Regions from separate parts of the Homo sapiens genome. Here region 2 is linked to region 1. A link is an interaction called in ENCODE POLR2A ChIA-PET data of the cell type or tissue named here. Cell type or tissue: A673. All regions are shown on one strand. Each heading gives the region's core, and the rest is flanking DNA. Links, peaks and the distances in the headings are about the cores only. Region 1 has its middle 120 kb from the start of KCNE4. Region 2 overlaps LOC124907986 (a long non-coding RNA gene).

What was found. Peaks named below come from ENCODE experiments on the same cell type or tissue, not always from the same donor. Only the 100,000 strongest peaks of a DNase experiment are listed, where the experiment ranks them.
Region 2: POLR2A ChIA-PET joins it to region 1 with 22 read pairs; 2 of 35 experiments call an interaction of 5 or more read pairs at or near these places.

What each region holds. Positions count from the first base shown.
Region 1 is chr2:223,167,653-223,175,995 of GRCh38, reverse strand. No RefSeq gene overlaps it. Among named protein-coding and RNA genes, the nearest start is that of KCNE4, 120 kb to the right of the region's middle. In A673, for the core only: no CTCF peak of the experiment used is centred there; no DNase peak of the experiment used is centred there.
Region 2 is chr2:223,113,578-223,121,920 of GRCh38, reverse strand. It overlaps LOC124907986 (a long non-coding RNA gene), which reads right to left. Exons shown (of 2, transcript XR_007088096.1): 2 at 1-183. Among named protein-coding and RNA genes, the nearest start is that of KCNE4, 66 kb to the right of the region's middle. In A673, for the core only: no CTCF peak of the experiment used is centred there; DNase peaks (open chromatin) are centred at 3,470, 4,190 and 7,510; H3K4me3 peaks cover 860 bases; H3K27ac peaks cover 6,436 bases.

The sequences.
Region 1 (8,343 bases), core at 195-8,194:
CAACATTCTACCATCACACCTGCCATTGCTAAGCACTTCACCTATGAACTCCCATTGCTTCCCATTGCCTCCCTAACTGAAAATATAAGCAGAGAACATCCTTTCTCAAAGCCAGGCTTATGGGTGCTCAGGAGGTCACAAAAGGCTTGTGTCTGTGTGCCTCTCCTCTTCCTTCCCTCCAACAAACCCCAGTCACTGGATCACATTTCCTTAGGGCCAGACTTTGTGCCTCTCCAAGTCTTGAGCAAACCAATCATGTCAGTAGGGTTCACGAGGGGAAAAAAAAAAAAAGAAGAAGATTCCCCAGATCTCCCCTTTGCTTCCAAATAGCATTTGTACTTTTTATGGTCTTCTGAAGACAACGTCCCCTGTCTTTGCTGCCTAACTCAGGGAAAGGCCATGAGGATGGGCAGCTGGGGAGAGGAGGGGATATACCACCAGTCAGGGTAATCACATCAGTTGTCAGGGTCTCATCAACTCCCTCAGGCAAATGGAGTCTACATAGCTCCAGCCTGATGTTTACAGAAAGCAGAGAGATCAAGAATGATTCCAATAAGTGACCCAACTAAACGTTAAGATTAACATAGAAACAATTGCATCAAATCCTCTGCAAATGATGCACTCTTGAAGTTACTGCAAGACTGGGGCTTGACAGACTTCGAAACCCCTGTGCTACATGAGTCTAAAGGATTTAGTACCAGTTTTGCACACATCAGAGGATCACTTTCTTATATCCGCATAGGCAGTGTCATAAAACTAAAGAGTTCCTGAATTCTAAATGCCCTATCTGAATTATCTGCAGAATACATCAACCACCCAAGAACAAAATAATAAATCTTACTAACATTTTTCCAGAGGTCAGATAAGAGGGACATGAATTTAAGAGCAATTTTTTTTTGCTACTTAGTATTTCTCAAAACTACCATAAATTATCCAGACCTCCTATAATTAATTGGCTTTAGAGTTTTATGAGTTCCCAACATGTCCTTTTAAGCTCCTATTAAAGAAGAGTTAACTTGTGAGAGATGGTGAGTTAATTAAAAACCTTTAAAAATATGAAATCTTATAGGGTGTTTCTTTATGTTTCCATAGATTTTTAAAGTACAAAAATAGCTAATAAAAATACTTCACAGAAATGTTTGTTTCAGAGACTTGATCAATATTAATATGGAGCAAATGCTGATGATGCTTTTAGCATAAAAAAATCAGAAAGACATTTAAATAATTATGTTGAATTATAGCTATCCTTATGATGCTTGCCCGCCCCAATGCCAAGTCTATGCTATAAGTCATTGTTGTTATGTTTTATTGTTGTTGGTGTTTTGGCATAGCTGTGTAATTTTGGAAATAGTTGCTCCCAAGCCTAGAGACATATAAATGATGAGAAAAAGTATTTGAAGAAGTAAATAAACCACTCCACTCAAATGGCCCATAAAAGCTACCAGTAACTTTTGGCCCATCTAAAATTGTTACCCAGGAGATCCTGGTTACATGAGAAAAAAATCTTCTTTTTTTTTTTTTTTTTTTTTTTTTGAGACGCAGTCTCACTCTGTCCCCAGTCTGGAGTGCAGTGGCATGATCTCGGCTCACTGCAACCTTCGCCTGTCAAGTTCAAGCAATTCTCCTGCCTCAGCCTCCCGAGTAGCTGGGACTACAGGTGCATGCCACCACGCCTGGCTAGTTTTTGTACTTTTAGCAGAGACAGAGTTTCACCATGTTGGCCAGGATGGTCTTGATCTCCTGACCTCGTGATGCACCCTCCTCGGCCTCCCAAAGTGCTGGGATTACAGGCGTGAGCCACTGCACCCAGCCTAAATTCATCTTTTAATAATGTGCAAAGAGGGTGTAAAACATTCATGTACAAAGCCTGAAGATTCTGATAGGCAAATATGAGGAGACCCCCCTACTCCATGTAAATAGTTTACTTGGAAATCCAGAGCTGTGATGAGTGGAAAGGTATGAATGCAATGCTCAGAACATTCTCACTAGTGCCAGTGTACATCCTGCTAATGTTGTGCCTTGGCCAGAAGGACCTATATTTGTATTGAATGCCCATGTAAACCCAAACAGTTTTTCTTCTGGCAACCCAGATGTAAAAGTTTCCTCTAACGAAAGCCCGCAGAAAGGTTAAATTCATTGGATAACAAGTAGTCTCCTTTCGGCAGCTGCTTCCCTCAGATCGGGCACACCCCAAGCAGTCTTCTGTGCCACACGATGCTCCAGGTATGGTCAAGGGGAGATGGGTCAGTGATCTGTGACTGCAGTTTAAGCAACTACCTGAATTGACATCTAAGTTAAATCCTCACTCATTGTCCACCAGAGGAGATACAGCTAGAACCATGCAAATGATCCTGGGAGCTGCTAGCCAAAGCAGGGTTGGTCAGCTCATTTAAGGCTCTGAGCATTCGGGGAACCTTTATAAAATCCATTTGCTCTTCTGTCCTTTGCCCAGAATCTCATTGCACCTGACATTTCAGTAGATTTGAAAGCCTTGAGGGAGACCAAATGCTTATTGTAGCTGATATTTACTTGCAAAAAGTCAGAGCGATGTTTATGCTTCCTTGTTGCTGCACACTAAATAATAGCTTTGTGAAAAGCAGTGAAATCAGATAGGAAAATAGAGCACTTCATCAGTGCTGTGTCAAGGACCCAGCAGCTCAGCAGCCCAAAGCTGCTGAAATATGTCTGCTTTGCTTTGTGACACATGCTGGGCCAAAGAAAGACACCATTTCTCCGAGTTCCCCTCCTGGGGTGAGAGCCAAGTCCACACAGGTCTGAGGAAGGTTGTGCCCTGCCACTTGTGGGAGCATACCTTTAGGCTGGTGCAAAAGTAACTGCAGTTTTTACCATTACATTAAAAGTAACCAACATCTAACACCTCAGGCTCTGGAATCAAATGACCTGGGCTTTAGATCCTGGCTTTAGTACTTGGTGCTCTGTGACTCTGAATAACTCTAACCTCTCTAAGTCTCAATTTCTTTCATTCATAGGAATATCAATACTTAAATTGTAGAGTTGTTATAAATAATACATAAGAAAAGTTTTACACAAGATAAACACTAAAAATGTTTATGGCTGGTTTGTCTTTGTTTTTGTTTTTGTTTTTTGAGACAAGGTCACACTCAGCTGCCCTGGCTAGAGTGTAATGGCGTGATCATGGCTCACTGCAGCCTCAACCTCTCTGGCTCCAGAGATCATCCCACCTTAGCCTCCTGAGTAGCTGGGACCACAGGTATGCACCAGCATGCCCAGCTGATTTAATTATTTTTTGTAGGGGCAGGGTCTCACCATGTTGCCCAGGTTAGCCTTGAACTACTGGGCTCAAGCAATCCTCCCACATCAGCCTCTCAAAGTTCTAGGCATAAGCCACCATACCTAGCTCTGATTTTCAAATAAGATGCACATGTATGTTTATTGTGGCACTATTCCCAATAGCAAAGACTTGGAACCAAGCCAAATGTCCAACAACGATAGACTGGATTAAGAAAATGTGGTACATATACACCATGGAATACTGTGCAGCCATAAAAAAGGATGAGTTCATGTCCTTTGTAGGGACATGGATGAAGCTGGAAACCATCATTCTCAGCAAACTATCGCAAGGACAAAAAAACCAAACACCGCATATTCTCACTCATAGGTGGGAATTGAACAATGAGAACACATGGACACAGGAAGGGGAACATCACACACTGGGGCCTGTTGTGGGGTGGGGGGAGTGGGGAGGGATAGCATTAGGAGATATACCTCATGTTAAATGATGAGTTAATGGGTGCGGCACACCAACATGGCACATGTATGCATATTTAACAAACCTGCACGGTGTGCACATGTACCCTAAAACTTAAAGTATAATTAAAAAAAATAAGAAGAAGAATGAAGTTAAAAATGTTACCTAAATTTTCTCCAGTAGGCTTATGGCAACAATTAAGTAAAACTAAAGGTGAAATGGTACTACTTCTCTCAACTTTTGAGGTCAGTACCATGGAGATGAGCCGTACTCGTTCACAACAGTTCACTTAGCCCCACAAAAACAAAACATTCAGCTTAATGACCTGTGGTTCTGAAATCTTACATTATATATATATAATAAATTCATTTGTGTTTGCTTTCCCACAAAGAAAATATCCATCCAAATGAATGGGAAATATAATACCGCATTTATTGATATTGATCGAGGAAACCATGAGTAGATATGACTGTAGTACAGACCCCGCTTCATTGGAGGTCCTTGGCACATCTGTCTTGTTATTGCTGGCCTTTAGGCATGCCTTCATGGTTGTTGAAAGGACACCCATTAGCGATCAGCAGGCCTGGGTCTGAATCATTTGGGAAAGTTATCAACCTAAACCTCAGTTCTTGAATCAGTGGAGTATCATGCCTCCTGATACGGTTTAGCTGTGTCCCCACCCAAAATCTCATCTCGAATTGTAATCCCCATAATCTCCATGTGTTAAGGGACCAAGTGGAGAATTAAATCATGGGGGCTGTTTCCCCCAAGCTGTTCTCATGATAGTGAGTGAGTTTCTCAAGATCTGAGGGTTTTATAAGTGTCTGGCATTTTCCCTGCTTGCCCTCACTCCATCCTGCCACCCTGTAGAGAAGGTGTCTGTTTCTCCTTTACCTCTCCCCATGACTGTAAGTTTCCTGAGGCTTCCCTGGCAATGCAGGGCTGTGAGTCCGTTAAGCCTCTCTCCTTTATAAATTACCCAGTTTTGGGGATTTCTTCATAGTAGCATGAGAACAGACTAATACACCTCCCCTGTCTATCTGCTGGAGATTGCGTAGTACTCTCTCAAGTGAGACAGTAGATCATTGAAAGTCCTTTGGAAATCTCAATGTATACTGATTGTGTAAAGCCTTATCATACATGCAATAAGAATTCAGAGAAAGGAAAGACCAGTTCAAGAGCAAGCTTGTCTCCAAGTATAACAGTGTCTTCCTGTTTAACCCATATCATAAAAAATGTAGCATGCACTGTGTGTGACAACACTTGGCATAACTTGGATATCACTAGGGCTGAAATTAGTTTCAGAGGGCTCCCATAACAAATGGCTTTAAACAACGGAAATGTAGCCGGGAACGGTAGCTCATGCCTGTAATCCCAGCAATTTGGGAGGCCAACGCAAGTGGATCACTTGAGCTCAGGAGTTTGAGACTAGCCTGGGCAACATGGCAAAACCCTGTCTCTACTAAAAATACAAAAATTAGCCAGGTATGGTGGTACATGCCTGTAATCCCAGCTACTTGGGAGGCTGAGGTGGGAGGATCACTTGGGCTTGGGAGGTTGAGGCTGCAGTGAGCTGAGATGGCACGACTGAATCCAGCTTGGGTGACAGAGTGAGGCCCTGTCTCAAAAATAAAATAAATAATAATAATAATAATAAATTTTAAAAAATAACAGAAGTATATTCTCTATTCTCTCACAGTCCTGGCGGCCAAAAGTCCAAGATCAAGGAAGGTGTTAGCAGGGTTGTACTCTCCCCTAGGGCTCTTAAGGATAATCTATTTCTTGTCTCTTCCAGCTTTTTCTGTCTCTGGGCATTCCTTGGCCTAGGGCCATATCCCTCAAACTCTGACTCCCTGGTCTCTTTGCCCCATCCTCTGTGTATCTCCTTTATGTGTCTCTTACAAGGCAGTTGTCCCTGGATTTGGGGCCCGCCCAGATAATCCTTAACTTAATCACATCTGCAAAGACTCTTTTTTTGAAAAAAAAATAAGATCACATTCACATGTTTGAGGAATTAGGACCTGAGCATATAATATTTTTTAGGGGGGCACTATTCAGCACAGTATGAGGCTCCATGACACATTTAAAAGTGTTAAGCTACTTAGGTGTAATCTTCTTAACATGTGAAATGGCCACAATGCAGCCAGCTGTTACCCAGTTTGACTTTCATATGGTCAGATATAACCATGGCTCTTCATAAGACAAAACAAACAGGAAACAGGAGTTATGCTATCTGAAAATGAGTGAACGGACATTAACCACGAGGCTGGCATTGGCAAAGACCAGAAAGCAAAGGACTTTCTGTGGGTAGATGTATTCACTTGCTAGCACTGTCATAAGAAAGTACCACAGACTTGGTGGCTTAAACAACAGAAATTTACTGTCTCAGTGCTGGAGACAGGAAGTCTGAGATCAAGGTGTCGACACAATCGGTTTCTTCTTTTCTTTTTTTTAATTTTTATTTTTTTTAAATTTTTTTAAATTATAATTTAAGTTCTAGCACACATGTGCACACTGTGCAGGTTTGTTACATATGTATACATGTGCCAGTTTGGTGTGCTGCACCCATTAACTTGTCATTTACATTTGGTATATCTCCTAATGCTATCCCTCCCCCTTCCCCCCACCCCACAACAGGCCCCAGTGTGTGGTGTTCCCCTTCCTGTGTCCAAGTGTTCTCATTGTTCAATTCCCACCTATGAGTGAGAACATGCAGTGTTTGGTTTTCTGTCCTTGAGATAGTTTGCTGAGAATGATGGTTTCCAGCTTCATCCATGTCCCTACAAAGGACATGAACTCATCCTTTTTATGGCTGCATAGTATTCCATGGTGTATATGTGCCACATTTTCTTAATCCAGTCTATCACTGATGGACATTTGGGTTGGTTCCAAGTCTTTGCTATTGTGAATAGTGCCGCAATAAATCGGTTTCTTTTGAGGCCTCTCCCCTTGGTTTGTGGATGGCTGTCTTCTCTTTGTGTCTTCACATGGTCTTCCTGTTGTATATTTGTGTCCAAATTTCCTCTTCTTATGAGAACACCAGTCTTATTGGATCACAACCCATCCTAATGACTTCATTTTGCTGAAATATCTTTTCTTTTAACCTTTATTTTAAGTTCAGGGTTACATATGCAGGTTTGTTATATAGGTAAACTTGTGTCATGGGGGTTTGTTGTACAGATCCTCCATTTCATCACCTAGGTATTAAGCCTAGTTCCTGTTAGTTATTTTTCCTGAATCTCTCCTTCCTCCCAACCTCCACCCTCTGATAAGTTCCAATGTGTATTGTTCCTCTCTTTGTGTCCATGTGTTCTCATCATTTAGCTTCCACTTATAAGTGAAAACATGCAGTATTTGATTGTCTTTTCCTGAATTGGTTTGCTAAGGATAATCACCTCCAGCTCTATTCATATTCCTGCAAAGGACATGATCTCTTTCTTTTTTATGGCTGCATAATATTCCATGGTATATATGTATATATGTACCATATTTTCTTTATCCAGTCTACCATTGATGGGCATTTAGGTTGATTCCATGTCTTTGCTATTGTGAATAGTGCTGCAATGAACATATCAATGCATGTGTATTTTTGGTAGAATAATTTATATTTCTTTGGGTATATGCCCAATAATGAGATTGTTGTGTCCAATGGTATTTCTGTCTTTAGGTCTTAGAGAAATCGCCACACTGTCTTCCACAATGGTTGAACTGATTTACACTCCCATCAGTAGTGTACACGCGGTCCTTTTTCTCCACAACCTCACCAGCATCTGTTATTTTTTGACTTTTTAATAATAGCTATTCTGACTGGAGTAATACCTTTTTAAAGACTTTATTTCCAAAACACCATCACATTCTGAGGTATTAGGAATTAGGACTTCAACATATGAATGAAGGGAGGGGGACACAATTATGCCCAGATCTCTCAGCAAACTTTTTATTAAAGGACCAGATAGTCAGTATTCTCAGCTTTGTAGACCATATCATAGCTACTCAACTCCACCATTGTAGTGTGAAAGCAGCCATAGATGATTCAAACCAATGTGTGTGGCTGTGTTTCCATAAAACAAGCAAAGCAAAATGAGAGGGTGGAACTCGAGAAACAAAGGTAAGTGAGTAGTCTTCCAGGTCTAGTATCCACCCCTCCAATGGGATTTCTGACTTGGTGATGCTGAGTTCTCAGGAAGAGGTGCCTCCCAAAGACCATGTGAGTGCTTGAGTGTTGCTTTTTTGGTTTGTTTCGTTTCACTTTACTTTGCTTTATTTTTAAAATATCTTTTAGTTTTAAAAAAGTTTTGGTAGGCTGGGCGCAGTGGCTCATGCCTGTAATCCCAGCACTTTGGGAGGCCGAGGCGGGTGGATCATGAGGTCAGGAGCTTGAGACCAGCCTGGCCAACATAGTGAAACCCTGTCTCTACTAAAAATACAAAAAATTAGGTAAGCGTGATGGTGGGCGCCTGTAATCCCAGCTACTTGGGTGACTGAGGCAGAAGAATCACTTGAACTCAGGAGGCGGAGATTGCAGTGAGCAGAGATCACACCACTGTGCTCCAGCCTAAGCAACAGTGTGAGACACCATCTCAAAAAAAAAAAAAAAAAAAAAAGGTTGTGGT
Region 2 (8,343 bases), core at 17-8,016, 54 kb after region 1:
AGGTTTTTTAGTTTGTATGTCATCCATTGGGTCTCCCATGAAGACCTACACATAATAGGTATGTACTTATTGCAAATTAACCTGCACTAATATCCTCATCAAGGAAGTATAATTGGCAAACGTCCTTCCATTTTTGTCTATTCTTGAGGGCTCCATTATTCATCTGAAGTCTTCTTCCAAGACCTGGGGGTGTTAACAAATACAGAAGCATTTCAATTTCATAAGTCTGACTTTCTCATTTCAGAAGCCAGTGCCAATAAACCTCTTTTTGGAAGGCAAACATCAAAGGCCCACCTTTCCAGTGCTAATTACCCAAATAGAAAGAGAAACACAATTCTTAAGTGGATAACTGTTCCCAGCAGTTAGAGATCTAATCCTGGTCTTTGGTCAGGATATGATTAGTGTGTGAGTGTTGAGATATTCTGTTTATGTATTCCATGTTTGATCTGGTGTTCAGCCATGTGCCAATAATAACAACAAAAACAGTAGCATTTGTTGTGTATCTTCTATGTGCCAAGTAATCTTCTGAGTACTTTACATGTATTAAAACATTTAATGCAGCCTCTATGTTATGTCCCATGGTTCTCAGCCTTGCCAGCACATTAAAATTACGCAGGGAGTTTTTAAAACAAGAAACCCATATGCCCAGGGCACACTGCCTTGACCAACAAAATCAGAATCTCTGGGAGTGGACCCAGACTTTATAAATCTTCCCCAAGTGATTTTAATGTACAGTCAAGGTAATTAAAAAGTTTGACCTAGTCTAAAAACAAGGGACAAATACAGTCATGCAGCTTTGGTTAATCACTTAAGACATGGTCTATAAGCAGAAAATCTAATAGTTCCTTCTTAAGACATGCTCTCCATCTAAGTATTCAAGTGACTAGGGACTCATTTGGTCCAACTTTGGGAGTAACTGAGGACCAGTCTTACTTCCAAGTGCCAGGTAGAGCAAGCCCTGGATCCTAACAGCCCTCTGATGGCCCTGCATCTCATTGCCACAGGCATCTATGCAACACTCTAGGGGTGCAGCTTGGTTCTTGTTGCATTGATTTTTTAATCTTGCAACTTTACTGAATGTATTAGTTCTAAGATTATTTTTGTAAAGTCTTTAGGGTTTTCTACATATAAGATTATGTCATCTGCAAACAGAGACAACAAGCTTTGGAGAGGATGTAGAGAAACAGGAGCCTACACAGTGTTGATGGGAATGTAAATTAGCACAGCCATTATGAAAAATAGTATAGAAGCTCCTCGAAAAAAAATGGAACCAACATGTAATCCAGCTATTACATTATATTACATATAATAGCCAATTCTGGCTATACAGCCAAAGGAAAGGAAATCAGTATGTTGAAGAGATATCTGCACTCCCATGTTCACTGAAGCATTCTTCACAATAGCCAAGACATGAAATCAAACTAAGGGCCCATCAACAAATAAATAGATTAAGAAAATTGTCATATATATTCAGAGTGGAATACTATTCAGCCTTAAAAAGAAAAACAAGAATCCTGCATTTGCAAAAACATGGATGAACCTGAAGGACATTGTGTGAAATTAAATAAGCCAGGCACAGAAAGACAACTACTGCATAATCTCACTGATATATGGAACCTGAAAATGTCAAACTCACAGAAGCAAAGAGTAAAATGGTGGTTACCAGAGGCTGAGGGGTGGGGAGATTTGGGGAAACAAAGAGAGAGAAGCAGGATCAGAGGGCACTGGAGGGTCATACAGTGACCTGAATTTGACACCAAGTGAAGGCAAAGGGTAAGAGTCAAAGGGAAAAAGAGAAGAGCACCAAGCTTCCACCCTCGTCCTAGTGTCTGAGGCCAGGAGTTGAAGGCGTCTCTCTGTCTGCTAGTGCCAGGCACACAGTGCAGCTTCAGAGGCCCCCATGGCTAGAACTGGATAGATTCTGCTAAACCCCCAAGGGTCCAATTCACTTTCCAGCCAGAATCCAGCCCAGTGGCTTTTTTTCTCAGCTGATTCAACCCTTCTTCTCATTACCCAAAGCTCCAGTACCCTTCCTACTATTCCTGCAGAGATTAATTTATCTCCAATAACCCCAGTAGGAACCAAAGCTTTCCTGTTACACACAATCAAGATGTAATTCCAAGTTATGTTTGAGTATATAGGAAGAAAGTTCAGCCATATGTACAGAAATGGCAATGATTTTAACCTGTAACTCTACCTACTAATAGCCATTGGAAGGCATCTAAAAGATGTGGATAGATTTCCTCTAAGGAGGTGCAGGCCATACCAACAAACTGCTCAACATTGCCATTTTAAAGGTGTGGGAAGTAAGAGCTTGTTTCCACATACCCACCATGAGCTGAGTGAGAACAACAGGATTATGAATTGGATTCACATGTCTAAAATTGGGTCCTGCACCAAGTCCCTCGTGATGAGTAAAACTGAGAAAAAGAACCCAGAAACACATCCATGACAGCTTAATAGGATTTAAACAACTCTATCTCATTAACTTTTCAAGGGAACCCTGGCAAAGTATGAAATTTAAGCACCACTCCAGGCTGAGAACAGTTATCTGTTGTTCATGTCACTGCACCTGCCCTATACTCCAAAGACATGGGCCACAGCTGCTTCTCCCAAATGTGCCCTAGAATATCTAAAGGGTTGGCTGGCACACAGCAGGAGGGCATTCTGTTAGTGAGGGATGCCCCTTTTGAAGCTGTGTGTGCATAGCAAGTGCCCAGTTTTTATTTAGATTGCATATTTATTTGGAGTAGGATGGGTAGAAATTCCAACAGGGCTGAAGCCCTTCCAAGCCATATTTTTGCTCCAACGTAGGTATATCCAAAGTGAACACGAACCTCAATGGCAGAGTGAAAAGTGGCCCAATATGCTCTATCTATTGCAATGTGGGAAGCTTCTTTTTCTTGTATTTTCCTTTATTTTGATCTTTTTTTTTTTTTGGCAAAAGTAAAAGGATAGAGAAGCATGAATAGAAAATTTTCTATAATAAGAATACTATCAAGAAAATCCCCAAATTCTTAAGTTGGTTAAATGTTGTGAAAGAGATTTATCAAGAAATTTAATCATCTTTAAGTATTTCTCAGAACAGATACACTTTCAGAGAATCAAGAGATGCTTACTTTCTTTTCTCAGAACTGTTGTATACCACTTAAGCATTTTCCTGAAGGGAAACTGCCCCAACCAAGGGAAGGTCACCGGTGCACGCCATCTTTGACATAAATGTGACTTGTTTGATTTCCTGAGAATGAAAAGCCACCAATCCATCTTATCAGCAACACATTTTGTGAATGATACAAGCATCTGCTTCTTGACAAGACTGGAGTGATTAATACCATCCGAGAAAGGGTTAATTAAATTACCATCTATTTTCAAGCCATCCTGAAATAACCTTGTGGGAATTCTTTGAACCTGAGAAAAGCCACCAAATAAAGAAATTTGATGCGTAGTTCCCCTCACAAGGATAGTTTTGGCTATTTGGCAACAGGAAAGAGTTCTGGCAACAAAACCCTCTAAGGAGGACACTCCCATAGTTGCCAATTAACAGAAAGTCATCTGGGGAGAATGCACTATTCAGAGAATACAGTTGGCAGAACCTGTATCAACATATTTGCAGGTGAATTACTGTATGCAGTTGTTCAATGGTTTTGCCTCTGCTCTTTGGCAAGAAGGGAATTAGACGCAGGATGTGATTACTACCTTTAATATTCAACTTGGAAAGTTTCAGTCGTATGCATCATCTCATGGATGTCCGCATTCAGTTTCTTAAAAGTCTTTCAAAATGAAAGTACTATGTTAATTGATGTAAGACCACTACCCACCCTTTGGAGATACATCACCTGCTCCAGAAATTCCACTATGTACCCCCTCCCTGCACCCCAGGCTCCACACCTCCTTCAAAGCACACCCATGGTAACGAAGTCCTCCCTGCATCACAAATCAGATCACAGTGTGGAGGAATTTCCTGCTTAGACATCTTCTTCCATAATGGACCGGAAGCCTCTCCAGACTGGGAACTGGATCTCCTCCTTCTTCCTGTGTCTCCATCTGGAGCACAGTGCCTGGTACAAAGCAGGTTCTCTGCAACTGGTAGCTGAGTTCAAGTGAACTGAGACCCTTGGGGACGGGATTTCCCAGTGCTTTTAAATGTGCTTTTAAATGTGCTATTTAACCCTCCTTCCTATGTGAAATAAAAGGGGACTTTTTACAGACATTAAATTTCCTATGAGCCATTTCTCAAAACTAAAATATGTTTATATGTGTTTTCCGCTATGCTAACCCCTGGTGTTTTCCGGTCTTCAACCAGAGCTCTTCTTCAAGCTGTGACCCATTCCTTTGTTTCAAGTGTTTTAATACTTGTTTTTTTTTTTTTTTTTTCCATCTCCATGGTGTTTTTCCTTCTGCAAATTATTTTTCCCTTTGGACCTCCTTCCTCCAGCAGTGTACAGGCCTGTGAAAGTAAAGTTTGAAGAGTCTTCCTGATTTTTACAGGAAGCTCTAAGAAAGAAGTAGATGAATATTATCCATGTTTAAATAGGATTCATTTGTCTGGTGTTTACCTACTATTGTAGTGTTCCACTAAAATTTAATAGAAAAAGTTTCAATGGAATACCTTGCCTTTTAATTAAAAGCCACAATTTTATTTGAATGTCAGAAATGCACTAAAGAAAATTGGCTGGAATATTTTAGGGAAGTGATTTGGAGACCTAAAAAGGTGAACAAGGTACAAAGGGGAAGATGTATGATAAACTCAAAACATACTCAAAATTTAAGTGTGCCTTACAATTGTAGATTTAAATGATTCTTAATATCATATGAACCTCATTGTGTATATAATAGGAAGTTAGAATTCAAGCCCCATGACGGCAGGGTCTATGTCTGACTTGCTACTCTCCCTAGTACTCATCAAAGCACCTGGTGCATAGCAGCCTCAATATTTGTTAAATTAATGAATATTTCTGAGTAATTAAATAAGTGGGGTTAACAGAAGTGAGTCCAAATGGATGAAAATACTACCTATTTCCCTCATACACCTCATTATACCTCATTATAGCACTGGGAATAGAAAATTGACTCAATCCAAAATAAGTCTACCAACAATTATTCAACTAACCACTGAGATCATGCAGAAGTTGTGCATAAAATAAAGATAAAAGATTTTGCCCTTGTCCTCAAGACAATTATTCTCAAGCTATGGGCTCCATACGCACACGAAATTAACAAGAGGAAAGGCAACAGATTCCTCTGTTTTTCCATTTTAAGCAGTGAGCCAAGAAAAACTATACATAACTGTTTACCTACAGGATCTGTGATATTTTATATAATGCCTATGAGGAAAAATGACTATTTCCACAGCTTTCGGTTTAAGAAATGAAAAGAGGTGGTTGGGCTTAGGATATTAGAGATAAGAAAAGCCCCAAAATTGGAATCTCTGATTTGAAGCATTTTAGCTGTATAATCTGGAATACTACCCAGTGGTAGCAGAAGTTAATGTTTATTAGGCCTAATATGAACTTTCCACTGTTCTACTATAATATTTCCACTATTGCAAGCACTTTCCACTATTCACGCACTCCTTTAACAACCCCGTTAAACAGCTGTCATTACTGTATGATTGGCATTTTACTGATTTAGACAACTGAGGCTCAGAATGCCTAACTTGCCAAAGGTTGTGCAACCACTGAGAGGCTAGCTCAGGATCTGACCACAGGTGGCCAGATAGGAGAGCCCACCCTCAGACCACCATGGATAGTGGTGACTATGGCTTGTGCTGATTCTCAATCAGTGATATCACTGTCATTTGGTGATTCTCAATCACTGAATCTTAGTCAGTGCTAATCAGTGCCATCCCTTCTGGAGGTCCACTGAGCCTCATAACAACTTTGGGAGGATCCTTTTGATCCTCAGTTTATTGATGAGAAAACGAAGGCTCAGGGAGGTCAGGTAACAGAAGATGTAAATTACAGAGTGTATAGCCGGTGACTCCAAATCTGGCTTCTTTCACTATAGCATGGTGCCTCTCAAATGACAAGTATGTGTCATCACTCTGTCACAAAATGTGGGGAAGGTCTATGCTTCCAGAAAGTTTTGGTCTTCAAGATGCTCGCATGAACCAAAACAAAGAGAACCACAGTTGCGGCTTACTGAGACTTTTTTTTTAATTTATGCGAATGAAATCTCTCTGGCTACCTCTCTTGCAATGCTTGATGATCTTTGGCATCTGAGCTGCCCTATTCTTGTTCCTACAGGTTTTCTAAACACTGGTAATAAGTGTGAAGAATCTAGCAGTGTCTTGGAGCACAGCAAACATTGGTGACTACATTTTGCATCCCAATGGCTATCTTAAATGTGAAGAATTTTTGGTAATCTCCCTCAGAGGTTTTAGACATTAAGTTTTTCATTATAGAACAAGATCAATGCGGCTACTTTTTACATAATTCATATCATGAGGACCTGATAACATTCCAGTGACTCTTTGTAGTACCTCAAAAGAAATGAAGTTCCTTCTAAAATGCATTAGCCAGTCAAGAATACAATGTTCTGGTAAGGCTGCTGAAGGCTGCCATGTGATATCAAAGATTTCCAAAGAATATCTGAGTCATGAATCCTTCATTTAGTGATTTAAGATTATTATGAAGCATCTGACCCCCAATCCAAAATGTAAAACACTAATAAACTCTTTAAAATATTCAAGTTAAACACAATTTATTATCTTAATATCCTCCTACTAATTATGCAGTTGTCATCATTCTCAAAATTAAATGACTGCTTCCTACAGTGCTGGGAAAAGAGGAAGTGCCTGACCTCAAGAAACTTAAACCACAGCAGGCATGATTCCTTCTACCTCAGTTTCCCTACATGAGAAGACTTCCTTAAAGGTGAAGTTTGGATTGGAAACCATATCGGACAGGTCCGGCTCCAACCAAGTCCCCAGAGAACTTCTTCTTCTTTTTTTTTTTTTTTTTTTTAAGGTGGAGTCTCCCTCTGTCGCCAGATTGGAGTGCAGTGGCGCAATCTCGGCTCACTGCAATCATCTCCGCCTCCCAGGTTCAAGCGATTCTCCTGCCTCAGCCTCCCAAGTAGCTGGGATTACAGGGGCATGCCACCACACCCAGCTAATTTTTGTATTTTTAGTAGAGACGGGGTTTCACCATGTTGGCCAGGATGGTCTTGATCTCCTGACCTCTTGATCCGCCTGCCTCGGCCTCCCAAAGTGCTGGGATTACAGGCGTGAGCCACTGCGCCCGGCCAGTCCCCAAAGAACTTCTACAAGCTCACCCCTCCACTCCCTACTCTCCAGTATGTTGGAATTATGCAGTCTTTCATTTTTAGAAATGTATGTGTAAAAGACCTCAAAGAATCTTCAGCTCCAGTCTCCTACTTTACACTTGTTTGTAATTTTTCTGGTTTTTGAAGATCCTAAGAACTTAATCTATAATTTTCTCTTGCTTATTAGGCTAGAGACTTATTATGGACTCCAATGGTCTAATAAAATGCTCTTTCCTGAAACTTAAACCCATTTCCTGTTGAATTCTATACAGCTGGAGAGTCGTGTTGACTTTTCGTGTCTGAAATAACAATCATGAAGCCTTCACTGCTTTTTCTTTTATGAGTCAACAACTGTCTTAGTTAAATTATTTCTGTACGCAAGAAACAGAAACCAGCTTTAATAAATGTTTAATAAAACTTCACAAGGAATTTATTATAAGGGGATATTACATTCTATATAAGGACAAGGATACACCTGAACCTCAGAAAAGGACTAAAACTATGAAATGAAGCAGCTCTGGAACCAAGGTGACTCTCCTATCAGTAACAAGTAGAGAGTTCAAACAGAGCCTGAAGCCAGACTCCCCAGGTTCAAGTCCCAGGTCCACCACAGGCTCTACCTTCAGAGAAGGGCCATCATCACAACCAGTCCTTCTTCCTCATGATCAAATCATGTATTCCTTTCTGAAACTCCTGAAGTTCCATTACACCTCGCTAAATGTTGCACTCTCTCAAAAGTATAGAACAAACTCTATGGGCAGAAAGAGAGAAGCTCAGTATTCTTCACCTGTAGAAGTCAATACTTTTCCTGGAATGAGAAATAGACCGTTTGTACCTCTATCTAATATCACTACTTCTACTACATAACTGACCCACATGCTACACTCTCATTGAGCTTAGTAGAATTAAGACAATAGAGTCTTTTTAAAAATAGTTTATCTATTCATTTTGATTTTGAGGACAGTTTAGTTTGTGTCTTCAAGTAAGTGGTAGTGATTTGCCCTAACTGAGTTTTACACTCTTTTAGAGGTTCTAATTTCTTCCTTTCCTATCTTTCAGACTACTGTCTGGAATTCG